4 separate regions of the Homo sapiens genome follow, and regions 2, 3 and 4 are each linked to region 1. A link is a contact called in ENCODE Hi-C or POLR2A ChIA-PET data. All regions are on one chromosome and are shown on one strand. The core of a region is the stretch at or near the end of the contact, and the rest is flanking DNA. Distances in the headings are between cores, read along the strand shown. Region 1 has its middle 37 kb from the start of ARRDC2. Region 2 holds the start of LSM4 (LSM4 homolog, U6 small nuclear RNA and mRNA degradation associated). Region 3 overlaps UNC13A (unc-13 homolog A). Region 4 overlaps LSM4 (LSM4 homolog, U6 small nuclear RNA and mRNA degradation associated).

What was found. A loop is a pair of places that touch in the nucleus more often than their neighbours do. ChIA-PET counts read pairs that join two places held with the same protein, here RNA polymerase II (POLR2A). Pooled maps may share reads with other maps.
Region 2: a loop to region 1 is called in a pooled map, with 3 times the contacts of the local background. The contact joins the promoter of LSM4 here to the enhancer-like site in region 1. A Hi-C loop is called at or near these places in 2 of 50 pooled maps. POLR2A ChIA-PET finds 5 or more read pairs at or near these places in 5 of 52 experiments (H1, HEK293, PC-9 and 2 more).
Region 3: a loop to region 1 is called in a pooled map, with 3 times the contacts of the local background. The contact joins two enhancer-like sites. A Hi-C loop is called at or near these places in 2 of 50 pooled maps. POLR2A ChIA-PET finds 5 or more read pairs at or near these places in 2 of 52 experiments (WTC11 and activated T-cell).
Region 4: a loop to region 1 is called in a pooled map, with 3 times the contacts of the local background. The contact joins two enhancer-like sites. A Hi-C loop is called at or near these places in 2 of 50 pooled maps. POLR2A ChIA-PET finds 5 or more read pairs at or near these places in 3 of 52 experiments (B cell, activated B cell and naive thymus-derived CD4-positive, alpha-beta T cell).

What each region holds. Positions count from the first base shown.
Region 1 is chr19:18,043,509-18,046,647 of GRCh38, reverse strand. No RefSeq gene overlaps it. Among named protein-coding and RNA genes, the nearest start is that of ARRDC2, 37 kb to the right of the region's middle. Within about 2 kb of position 1,492, at least 35 of the 41 ENCODE cell types and tissues checked have a DNase peak (open chromatin) inside an H3K27ac peak, as active enhancers do; they include B cell and PC-9, where a contact is called at or near this core.
Region 2 is chr19:18,321,653-18,324,670 of GRCh38, reverse strand. It overlaps LSM4 (LSM4 homolog, U6 small nuclear RNA and mRNA degradation associated), which reads left to right and starts at 1,595. Exons shown (of 5, transcript NM_012321.5): 1 at 1,595-1,653. The coding sequence starts at 1,651. LOC105372300 (a long non-coding RNA gene) reads right to left here. Exons shown (of 2, transcript XR_007067157.1): 2 at 2,674-2,937. RefSeq lists enhancers at 454-1,056, 1,255-1,474 and a silencer at 1,535-1,714.
Region 3 is chr19:17,678,920-17,681,650 of GRCh38, reverse strand. The region is part of intron 1 of UNC13A (unc-13 homolog A); the gene reads left to right. Among named protein-coding and RNA genes, the nearest start is that of UNC13A, 8.1 kb to the left of the region's middle. Within about 2 kb of position 1,355, at least 6 of the 41 ENCODE cell types and tissues checked have a DNase peak (open chromatin) inside an H3K27ac peak, as active enhancers do.
Region 4 is chr19:18,303,363-18,306,240 of GRCh38, reverse strand. LSM4 (LSM4 homolog, U6 small nuclear RNA and mRNA degradation associated) reads left to right here. Exons shown (of 5, transcript NM_012321.5): 5 at 1-5. Among named protein-coding and RNA genes, the nearest start is that of LSM4, 18 kb to the left of the region's middle. RefSeq lists enhancers at 767-1,272, 1,163-1,542. Within about 2 kb of position 1,585, at least 37 of the 41 ENCODE cell types and tissues checked have a DNase peak (open chromatin) inside an H3K27ac peak, as active enhancers do; they include B cell, where a contact is called at or near this core.

The sequences.
Region 1 (3,139 bases), core at 243-2,742:
ATCATTGCTCCTTAGGACCAGCAGTGGCACCCCTCTGTGGTCTCCTCGCTTCTCCCTTTATCCCCCACAGATACCCCCACCCTGGTATCCTGAGTCCGGCTTGTCCTTCTTCTGTCTAGAAGCCTCTGTGGCTCCCACCTTCCTCAGAGTAAAAGCCAAAGTTCTCCCCCCAGACCTCAAGGCCCTGCTTGGTCTCACGGCACCATCGCCTCTTCCCTCCCCACCCTGCTTAATCGACTTAGGCCACCTCAGCCTCCTCCAAGCTCCTCCGGTGAGTCAGACAGGCTCCTGCCTCGGGGCCTGTCTAAAGGCTGTGCTTTCCCGGGGACCATCTTCCCAGAGACGCCCATATGTCTCCCCTACCTCCTTTGGGTCTCAGTTCAATTGTCATCGTCACCCACACTCTCTCTCCCTCCTCTGCCATCAGGAATTTGTATCTCTGCCAGGCGCGGTGACTCATGCCTATAATCCCAGCACTTTGGGAGGCTGAGGTGAGCGAATCACTTGAGGTCAGGAGTTCAAGACCAGCCTGGCCAACATGGTGAAATCTCATCTCTGCTGAAAAATACAAAAATTAACTGTGTGGTGGTGGGAGCCTGTAGTCCCAGCTACCAATCCCAGCTACTTGGGAGGCTGAGGCGGGAGAATCACCTGAGCCTGGGAGGTGGAGGTTGCAGTGAGCTGAGATTGTGCCACACTGCACTCCAGCTTGGGCAACAGAATGAGACTCCGTCTAAAAAAAAAAAAAGAAAGAAAAAAAAAAGAATTTGTATCTCATTCATGGTGGTGTCGCTGGCTCCTGTACACAGCCGGGGCTTAATGAGTGTGCTCACAGATAATAATCTTATGCTGATAAAAAGAAATGTTTCCCCAGATGCCTGCTGTGCTTTAGGCCCTGGGCTGTGGTCTGGGGACACAGCCGGGGACAACTGAGAGCAATCTTGCCCTTGTAGGACTCATGGTCTGGGGACAAAGGTGGGACCCAGAGGACATTATGCACCTGAAGCGATGCATCTGTAATGTGGAATCAGGTGTTGAAAAGTGTGATGAATAAAGTAGAATACATGACCAGATGCAGCAGAGGGAGGGTGTTTCCTGATCAGGCAGTCCTGGAGGGCTTCCTGGAATAGGCGACATTTGGGGCCAAGGCCTGAATGAAGAGAGGGACATGCCCCTTTGCAGCAGCTCTGGTGGCCATGTGTTTCTCACTAGTTCACAGATAAGGAAACTGAGGCTCAGAGAGGTGAAGTCACTTGTCCAGCATCCCCAAATCCAAACTCCCCAGCCAGGAGCCTGCAATCCCCTTTCCCCATGGTGCCCAGTTGCAGATGGGCAAACCAAAGTCCAGAGCAGCGCCTCCACACCCCAAGGTCTCCCAGGAAGCTACTCGGCCCTCCTCCACCCTCCTTCTCCTCCCCCGCGCAGCTTTACTGGGGGACTTTCTCACAGGGAGGAAAAACAGCGACAGCTGGTTTCACAAGTAGGTGGCCCAAGCCGCAGACCGGTTTCGGTTTGCAAACAACTTCTGGCTCTGACTGCCTGCTGCTGGGCTGAGCAAACCCAGAGGTAAGAGCCCCGTATCAATCCATAAGAGGAAATGGGCACCAATCTGTCAGCTCAGGGTCTGGCTCATGGGCAGCAGGGCCAGGAGATGGGGGTGCACTGAACCCTCATCTCCACTTAGTCTTTTTTTTTTTTTTTTTTGAGAAGAGTCTTGCTCTGTCGCTCAGGCTGGAGTACAGTGGCGCGATCTCAGCTCACTGCAACCTCTGCCTCCCAGGTTCAAACTCACTGCAGCCTCAGCCTCCAAAGTAGCTAGGACTACAGGCACACGCCACCACGCTTGGCTAATTTTTGTATTTTTAGTAGAGACAGGGTTTCACCATGTTGCCCAGGCTGGTCTCAAATTCCTTACCTCAAGTGATCTGCCTGCCTCAGCCTCCCAAAGTGCCAGGATTACAGACATGAACCACTGCGCCCAGCCTCCACTTATTTTTTATTTTATTTTATTTTTTTTGAAACAATCTCACTCCATCACCCAGGCCGGAGTGCAGTGGCGTGATCTCGGCTCACTGCAACCTCCGCCTCCCAGGGTTCAAGCAATTCTCCTGCCTCAGCCTCCTGAGTAGCTGGGATTACAGGCATGCGCCACTACGCCCAGCTAATTTTTGTATTTTTGGTAGAGATGGGGTTTTGCCATGTTGGCCAGGCTGGTCTCGAACCCCTGACCTCAGCTGAACCGCTCTCCTCGGCCTCCAAAAGTGCTGGGATTATAGGCATCAGCCACAGCACCTGGCCCTTCACTTAGTCTTAATCACTCATCCAATCAACAATCAATGCTTATTTTATGCTTTGCTGTATTCCTGCATTTTATTATTCTCCCAGTACACTGGTACTAAGTGTTTAGTGTGTACCAGGTATTAGCTCATTTAAACATCTCAAACCACTGGAAAGAATCAACCCAGGCAATTATCTTGATTTCAGACTTCTCTCCAAAACTGGGAGAGAATAAATTTCTGTTGTCTGGAGCCCCCCAGGTTGTGCAAATTTGTTACATTAGCCCCAGGAAACTTACACAGCCCCCTCTCCAACCCCAAGTAAAAACTCACCTGTCCTCCTGCAGGTCCTCCAGGTCTGAGAGGGTAGTGCTTACCTCCGGCACTCTGGCCAGGAGCAGGAAGGTATTTCTCTTTGCGGATTTCTGGAGCATGTGGGTTGTGGACTCAGAGACACTTGGAAACTCCAGAGGTTTTTCCCAAGTGTCAGCAGCATGCACCCTCCCACAGCCATTTGTGAGTTTCTCATGAATACATCTTGGGGAATCACTTGGTATTGGTGGATTTTGTAGCTTTTGCCAATCAAATGGCATCTACCTGGTGTTTTAATTTGCATCTTCCTGATCCTCAGTAAATGTTGATCATCTCTTTGCCACTTGTGCTTCCTCCTTCGTGAATTCCTACTCTGTGTTCTTTGTGGTGTTCATTATAGGAATTCTTTATATATGTTTGACAGTATTCCTCCATCCATTGAGTATATTGCACATATCTTCCCCTAATTTGTAACTTGTCTTTTTGTTTTGTTTTGAGACTGAGTCTCACTCTGTCACCCAGGCTGGAGTGCAGTGGCATGATCTCAGCTT
Region 2 (3,018 bases), core at 346-2,845, 280 kb before region 1:
CGCATTGGGTTTTTTTCAGTCTTTTGATATTATGAATAATGTCAATAAATAGCATCAGTCATTTAAAAACGAGGCTGGGCGTGGTGACTCATGCCTGTAATCCCAGCACTTTGGGAGGCCAAGGTGGAAGGATCACCTGAGGTCAGGAGTTCGAGGCCACCTCCTGGCCAACATGGCAAAACCCCGTCTCTGCTAAAAATACAAAAATTAGCTGGGCATTGTGGCATGTGCCTGTAATCCTAGCCACTCGGGTGGCTGAGGCAGAAGAATCCCTTGAACCCAGGAGGGAGGGGTTGCAGTGAGCTGAGATCGCACCACTGCACTGCAGCCTGGGTGATAGAATGAGACTCCATCTCAAAAAAAAAAGAACAGGGTCTTCGCAGATGTAATTAAGGATCTTGAGATGACATTATCCTGAAATTTATGGTGGACTTAATAAGAGAAAGGAGTGTCCTTTACAAGAAAAAGGAGCGGCCGGGCTCGGTGGCTCACGCCTGTAATCCCAGCACTTTGGGAGGCAGAGGAGGGAGGATTGCTTGACCCCAGGAGTTCGAGACCAGCCTGGACAACATAGGGAGACCCTGTCTCTACTACAAAAAAAAAAAAGAAAAAAAAAAGGAGAGATACATTTGAGACTCAGAGACACACAGAGAAGGCCAAGTGACGACAAAGGCAGAACGCGGAAGGCTGCATCTACAAGCCAAGAACTCCAAGGATTCCCAGCAGCCACCAGAACCCAGGAGAGAGGCATAGGACACACAGATTGTCCTCAGAGCCTCCAGAGGGAGCCAACTGTGCTGACAACCTCACTTCATTATTCTGATCTCTTGAATTGTGAGAAAATCACGTTCTGTTGTTTTAAACCTCGCAGTGTGTGGGCATTTGTTACAGCAGGCCCCAGAAAACTAATAGCATTCGCCTATTTACTTTGTTTACTGTCTGTCTCCCTGAGGGCCACGAATTTTGTGTTTTGTTCATTCTGTGAGCAGAAACAGGCACAGAGTAGGTAATAAGTACTTAATATGTGCCAGACGCTGTTTTAAGTGCTTTTACATGGTTTCATTCATTTCATCCTTACAGTAAGCAACGTTTTGGAGCAGACACTACTATTTACAGGGAGCAAACTGAGGCCCCGAGGGTCGTGGTCAGGATTCCAACCTATTAAATGATGTTCCCTGGATAATTACAGAATCAGAAAACTAGGAGTCGGAAGGGCAACATCAGGCACGGCCCAATCACCACGAAGCCTCGATTTCTCTCTCTCTACTGCAAACGAAAGGCATTAACTGGCTTTGCCCACAGCGTGGAGCCCAGGAGACCGACGAAGGTTTCACCTGCGCACGCATTTCCTCACAATGCACCCCGCGCCGGCGCGCGTTGCTCCGCCTCCTTTTGCATTACAAGCCGCGGCACTTTACGGCTCTCGTCCTCGTTCCTCCGGCGGGAACACGGCCCGCCCCGCCCTTTCGCCCAGCGGGCCCCGCCCTACTCCGCGTGGATTGGTTGACCGCCCTTCGAGCCCGGTGCTGACTGGCTTGCGTCTCTGCCACTTTCTTTCAGCTTAGTGGCGCGCGGCGCGGCGACGACCGCCGGGAGCGTGTGCAGCGGCGGCGGCGGAAGTGGCCGGCGAGCCCGGTCCCCGCCGGCACCATGGTGAGGGCAGGGCAACTGCGGGGTCTCACCGGGAGGCGGGAACAGCAGTCGTTGGGATCCCTGCGGGCGGGCGCTGTGGGCTTGGTTGGCGCGGGGCGAACGTAAGGTCCGAGCCTCGAGTCCCGCCCCCCGGCACGAGGCTGGGAAACTGAGGCCGGAGACTGCAGGTGGCTCTATCACGTTCGTGTCTGGGATTTAGGGTTGCACGGACTTGTATCCACAGTACAGTGGCCTCGCCTTAGTTAGTTTTCCCAGTTTGCAGGTGGGGAAACTGAAGTAAAAAAAAAAAAGGTGGGGATCCGCCAAATGCAGCAGAGAGTTTTTGGGCAGGGAAGGGGTCCCTTACGCTTCGGGCCCAGTCTGACCTCCCTGATTGAAAACTAGAGTGCTGGGAAGTAGGGGGCCAGTCTGAGTTGTGAAACTTAGTTTTAGGAATTTCAGAGCTTGCAAGATGCTAGCAGCACAGCCTCCTAGGCCTCTTGGTTTCTGGCTGAAAAGCAGGCCTGGTGCTGGGGTGTGGTGTTTCTCCTTGGGTCACATAGCATGTCATTCCAGCGGAAGGGGGCGTTTTGAGCTAGGGGTGGACAAAGTACATCCTCCCAATACAAAGAAGGAAAAATTGCGGCCCAGGTCTCTGCAGGGCCCATTGTTTATGATTCTGGAAGTTCTGGATCTGGGCTAGAAAGTGCCCGTGTCCCCCACTGTGCAGATCGGAAAAGGAATTCAGAGCTGGGAGTTTCCTGGCCCATCAGCTTCTGGTCCTTCTTTTTTCAATGAGAGAAACCAAGGCCCTTGTTGGGGATGTGACTTCCAGACTCTGTGAGACAGTGGGAGATTCAGTAACCAGGAGGGTCCCCCAGGGGTGGCTGCATCAGAACTGTGGATTAGTGAGAACTCTCCCTAAATCCGGCTGGTCAGTGTGTAACCACCCAATGGGTTCACCTTGCCTGTCTTCCTAGACAGATTTATCAAGACAGGGGAATTGCAGTGGAGAAAGAGTATTTCACACAGAGCCAGCTATGCAGGAGACCAGAGTTTTATTATTGCTCAAATCAGTCTCCGCTGAGCATTAGGGGATCCGAGTTTTGAAAGATAATTTGGCGGGTAGGGGCTCAGGAAGTGGGGAGTGCTGATTGGTTGGAGCTTCCTGAGGTCGATGGAGTCATCGACGGGAGTGTTGAAGTGAGGTTTTCTTGCTGTCTTCTGTTCCTGGGTGGGATCGCAGGACTGGTTGAGCCAGATTACTGGTCTGGGTAGTGTCAGCTGATCCGTCAAGTACGGGGTCTGCAAAATATCTCAAGCACTGATCTTAGATTTTATAATAGTGATGTTATCCCAAGGAGCAATTTGGGGAGTTTCAGACTC
Region 3 (2,731 bases), core at 106-2,605, 360 kb after region 1:
TAGGCTAGGCCTACTTCTAAGTGGTTCATGGTAAACAACACACACACAAATCCCTTATTCCCGAAGCTCTCTGGAACTCCAGGTTCTTGGTGTTTTTTACACTGAAGGCTCAGTCTGGCTCTGGTCTATTTGTGTCAACGGAGGATAAGGGTCCTCATTTAGTGTCTCCCAGATGCGAAACCAGCACAGCTGAGGTCTTTTATCCTAAAGCCCATCCATCTCCCGCTGAAATGCCCTCCACCAACATCACACACAAAACGATCAAATCTCCTATAATCTATTTCTGGATTCTCTATGCTTCCTCCCTTCCCCCAAGCTAATCCTGGGGCGGGTGGGCTTTCAGAAGCCCTAGACGGCTGGATCTCCACCTCCTGTCTCCCCACCCCATCCCACGTGGCAGGTCAGGGAGCCAGTGCCCCAAGACTGCAGTCCCCCCTAATTAGAATCCAGGGTCAGTCAGCCATGTGGTTCACGCCTGTAATTCCAACACTTTGGGAGGCCGAGGGGATGGCTTGAGCCTTGAAGCCAGCCATAGCAACATAGCAAGACCCCATCTCTACAAAAAAAAAAAAAAAAAAAAAGGAATAGCCAAGCATGGTGATGCGCACCTGCAGTCTCAGCTACTCGAGAGGCTGAGTGGGGAGGATCGCTTGAACCTGGGAGATCGAGGCTGCAGTGAGCCATGATCACACCACTGCCCTCCAGCCTGGAGCCTGGGCAACAGAGAGAGACCCTGTCAAAAAAAAAAAAAAAAAAAAAAAGAAAAGAAAAGAAAAAAAAAGAAGAAGAAGAAGAGAAAAGAAAGAAAAAGAAAAGAATCCAGGGTATTCAAATCCTAGAATCCAGGCCAGGGACACCTTTAGAACACAACCAAATAATAAAAACAGTAAAGATATCAGTAATAATAATAATAGTATAAATGACACTATAATCATTCTGCAGAAGGGGTGAGGGAGGAAGAGGAGGGAAGAAGAGGAGGAGAAAGGAGAGGGAAGGGAGATCAGCCACTCCGTCTCCCCATTTTCCAGATGCAGAAACGGAGGCGCGAAGCCAGGCTGCAGGGGTGTCCCGCAGCCTGAACTCCTGCCTCAGCCTCCCCGGGTACGGCCACTACATTCATCAGTCAGCGCTTCTGGGGGCCCCAAAGACCTTTGAGGCCGCATGACGCGGTGTCTTCACCCGCTCGTCGCTGGGGACAGCAGTGGGCACCCCCCTCATCCCCGCCCCCCTGTCCGCCGGCGCGCCTCCCACGCCCTCCGCGCGCCCACGCTATAAATAGCCTCATGCGTGTGACCCGAAGCCCGCTGGGGAAGGGTGGCGCTTCCGCCCCGCTGACCCTGATACAGCAACCCGGCGCAGGCGGGGAGGTGGCGGGATGTGACGACGAAGACGGTGACTCAGGGACCATTTACTGACCGGGGAAGACAGGGAGAGAGACTGGGTTCCTTCTCTGAGCCCCCTTCCTCCTCCAAGCCTCTCCCCCGATACCACCCTCCCCTCTGCGCCCATCCCCCTTCCCGAATCCCCTCCCTCACCGCGAACACCCTTCCCTCCTGAGAACCCCCTCGCCACTCTCGGCCCCCTTTCCTGTCCCCTTTTCCCTCTGAGACCCCTCTCCCACTGGGAGCCCCAGTGATGAAAAATCATGGATGTCCTCAACCTGGACCTCGGCAGGGAGCTAAGTGCAGGAGCCTGGCTTCAGCTATCAGAGGGTACAGCCCTCCAGCCGGTCCCCCACTGCCTGAGGACCCCAACGGAGACCATTCCCCTCTAGCCAAGAGAGGCTGCAGGAAGGAGCTGAGGCTTAGGGAAGAGGAGCCGGACTGACCAAGGGAGGGGCACAAGAAGGGCAGAGACAGTGAGAGAGAGAAGGAGAGAACAGAGACCAAAAGAAGACGACCAGAGTGGAGAGAAATAGAACGGGGAGGAGGGAGATGAGAGACAGGGATTGGGAAAGAGAGAGAGAGAACAGATCAAGGAGCTACTGGGCTCCCCGCTGAGCCTAAATCCATGGTTTATAAAACAGGGCACAGTTGGAGGAGCTTCAAGTGAGCCCAGCCCAGTCTAGACCCCAGTGAGCCCCTTGTATCACCCCCCAGAGCCTGTCACTTTCCCACCCCCATATGCATCCCTACTTTTCTCCCCCAACTGCCTCTCCTCTCCCCAGTGTCTCCTCCACCTGCCTGCCCTCCCTAGTGGAAATCTTTCCCCCTCTCTCTTTTATTATTATTATTATTATTATATATTTTTTGAGACAGAGTCTTGCTCTGTCGCCCAGGCTGGAGTGCAATGGCGTGATCTTGGCTCACTGCAACCTCCGCCTCCTGGGTTCAAGCGATTCTCCTGCCTCAGCCTCCCGAGTAGCTGGGACTACAGGCGTGCACCATCATGCCCGGCTAATTTTTGTATTTTTAATAGAGATGGGGTTTTACCATGTTGCCCAGGCTGGTCTCGAACTCCTGACCTCATGTGATCCACCTGCCTCGGCCTCAAAGTGCTGGGATTACAGATGTGGGCTACCACGCCCAGCCTCTCTCCCTTTTAAATTATTATTTTTAGACATGGGATCTTACTACATTGCCCAGGCTGGTCTTGAACTCCTGGGCTCAAGGGATCCTCCTGCCTTAGCCTTCCTAGTAGCTGGGATTACAGGCATGTGCCTCTATGCCTGGTACTCTCGCTGTCTCCTTGTGTCTCTCTATTTCTCTCCATCTGTCCAGACTCTCCTCTC
Region 4 (2,878 bases), core at 336-2,835, 260 kb before region 1:
AGGAACTCTTTTTCTTGAGTCTTCAGAGTTACTTGCCATCGTATAGATTTTGCATTTACAATGTCCTCGCCTGGGATGTTCTCCTTGTGTGTGGGGTGGGGGACAGGGATGGATATCTGCAGTCGCCTGAATCCTCTCCGCCACAGCGGCACTTGATTGATGGTTAGAGATGGGGCATGTGGGGTCCAGGATGTGGCCTGCCCTGAACCTCACAAACCCGCCCCCTCAACACAGGCAGGGGCAGCAGTTGGGGGCCCGGGCCTGGAAGCCTTGGGATGCACCGGCCCACGGCACCCACCTGCCTGTTGGACAAGAGCATTTTTTTTTTTTTTTTGAGACGGAGTCTCGCTCTGTTGCCCAGGCTGGAGTGCAGTGGCACAATCTTGGCTCACTGCAACCTCTGCCTCGTGTGTTCAAGCGATTCTCTTGCCTTAGCCTCCTGAGTAGCTGGGATTACAGGTGTGCACCAACACAGACGGCTAATTTTTGTATTTTTAGTACAGACACAGTTCCACCATGTTGGCGAGGCTGGTCTTGAACTCCTGATCTCAAGTGATCCTCCCGCCTTGGCCTCCCAAAGTGCTGGGATTACAGGCATGAGCCACTGCGCCTGGTCGACAGGAGCATCTCTTGGCACACCCCATGCCCCTACAGTGTGGGCCGTGCAGGGGGCTGGGCTCACAGGGCGAGGTGGGTGGGGCAATGTTTAGAGGAGGAGGGAAGGAAGGGTGGGGAGCAGGGAGGCCCCATTTGCAGCTCCTGCCCCATGTCCTAGACTCACCGGCCCTTAGAGGCCTCTGGGGCTCTCCAAGGGGCCTGGGCTCCTTCCTCCCAGGGGTTGTGTGTGTCACGAGGCGTGGATCAAATCCAGGAGCTCTGGGGTCAGGCATCCTGGGAAGTTGGGATGGGAAAGCCCTCGAAGGCCCCTTCCCCTTCCTGATCTCCGTTTGGTTTTTTCTCCCTGACCAGGCTCTGAACTCAGAATGTGTTCCAACACCCCCTAGGTGCCTTCTCACCATTCAGGGTCCCAGGTGCTGGGGCTAATCCCCGGGCTCTTTTGCCTGCGTAATTGTGGCTTCTTGCCGGCGCAGCCAGACGCAGAGCCGGCTCTGACCTTTCCAGCCCGGCAGCTGCGGGCTCCTGGCCCGTGACTTGAGCCGCAGAGTCCCCTCGTCTGCCTCTGCCAACTTGGCCTTGTGGGCTAGAGTGGCCCCTGCTTAGGGGCAGCCAACTTCCAGAAGCTTCCGGCCCCCCTCCCTCGAGCTGGGTGTCGGACCAGCTCTGTGTTTCATTCTTCCTGGTTGGTTTCACAAAGCCTCATCCTCAGCCCCCTCAACAAGAAAAGAAACCAAAAGCACCAGTCTAGTTCCTAAATCCAAGGCTTCCAGGTCTTTCTGTCCCTCCGATGGTCTGTGCCCTCCTCACCCAACTGGGGCTGCCTTTATCGTAGATGGTCCCCACCCGCCCCCAGACCTTCTCGCCTGGAGTTTGCTTTCTGTTAGGGAGGCCCACGCCTGGCGCTGTGCTGTGACTCAGCCGGGGGCTGAGCTCTGCAGGGCCAGCCCACAGTCCCCCGCCAGAGTGCGACAGGCCCGGGTCGGCTGCTGACGCCACCTCATCCTGGAGCCAAACACCCGCTTCAGGGACAAAAGTGCAGAGGCTGGCCTTGGGCAGTGGCCCCCGAGAGGCAGCTGTGGGAAGCCATCCCTCTCTCCTCCTCCTCCTCCTCCTTCTCCTTCTCCTCCCCCATCCCCCTCCTCTCACTCCCCATCTTCCTCCCCATTCCCCTCCTCCTCCATCCTCCTCCACTCATCCCCCACTCCCATCCCCCATCCCCCTCCTCTCTCTCCTCCTCCTCTCCTCCTCTGGGCTTCACCTGCTGTTCCCAGCACTACTCTGACAGCCACCCCCAGATGGCCTGTGTCCCTGTCACCTCCCTCCCCACCTTCTTCTTTTGGAGCCCAGGGCCTGGCACGAGCCTGGCACTAGGGCCACTTGCCTTGTCCCAGGTGCTGGTGACACAGCCCCGGCAATCCTTCCCTTCCACAGGAGTGAGCCAGCCACAAGCATATGCATATCAAATGCATAAATGCTGTAAAAAGAAGAAACCAGGCCAGGCGCAGTGGCTCATGCCTGTAACCCCAGCACTTTGGGAGGCCGAAGTGGGCGGATCACCTGAGATAAGGAGTTCAAAACCTGGCCATCATGGTGAAACCCCATCTCTATTAAAAATACAAAAATTAGCCGGACGTGATGGCACAAACCTGTAATCCCAGCTACTCAGAAGGCTGAGGCAGGAGAATCGCTTGAACCTGGGAGGCGGAGGTTGCAGTGAGCTGAGATCGCGCCACTGCACTCCAGCCTGGGCGACAGATCGAGACTCTCAAAAAAAAGAAAAAGAAACCAGAAACAGGGCGGGCTCGTGAGGAGGTGAATGAAGAGGTGGTCAGGGAAGGTGAGAGAAGGACACTGAAGATTCAGGAAGGGCCTGAGAGACGAGGGAGCCAGCCACCTTGGGAAAGAACATTCTGGACCAGCAGGGGTCAGGAGGACAGTCCCGTGCAAAGGCCCTGTGCCCAGGGGACACAGGAGCAAACAGAAGGGCAGGAAATGGGGAGGATGTGGGCCCTGAGTGACATGAGAAGCAGCCACAGAGGGTTCTGGAACAGTCAGAAGCAGGGGTGGAAGCAGGAAGGGGGCAGTGCTGGGGCCTCAGGGCAGGGAGGAGGAGGCTGCCAGGGCCTAGGCTGACCAGCTGGCCTTGCCCAGGAAGTGCAGGACCCCGAGGTGGCACCTCCTTTCCACAGAGCAAGAGGAGGCCGGCTGGGTGCTGTGGCTCACAGCGGCAACTGTAATTCCAACACTTTGGGAGGTCGAG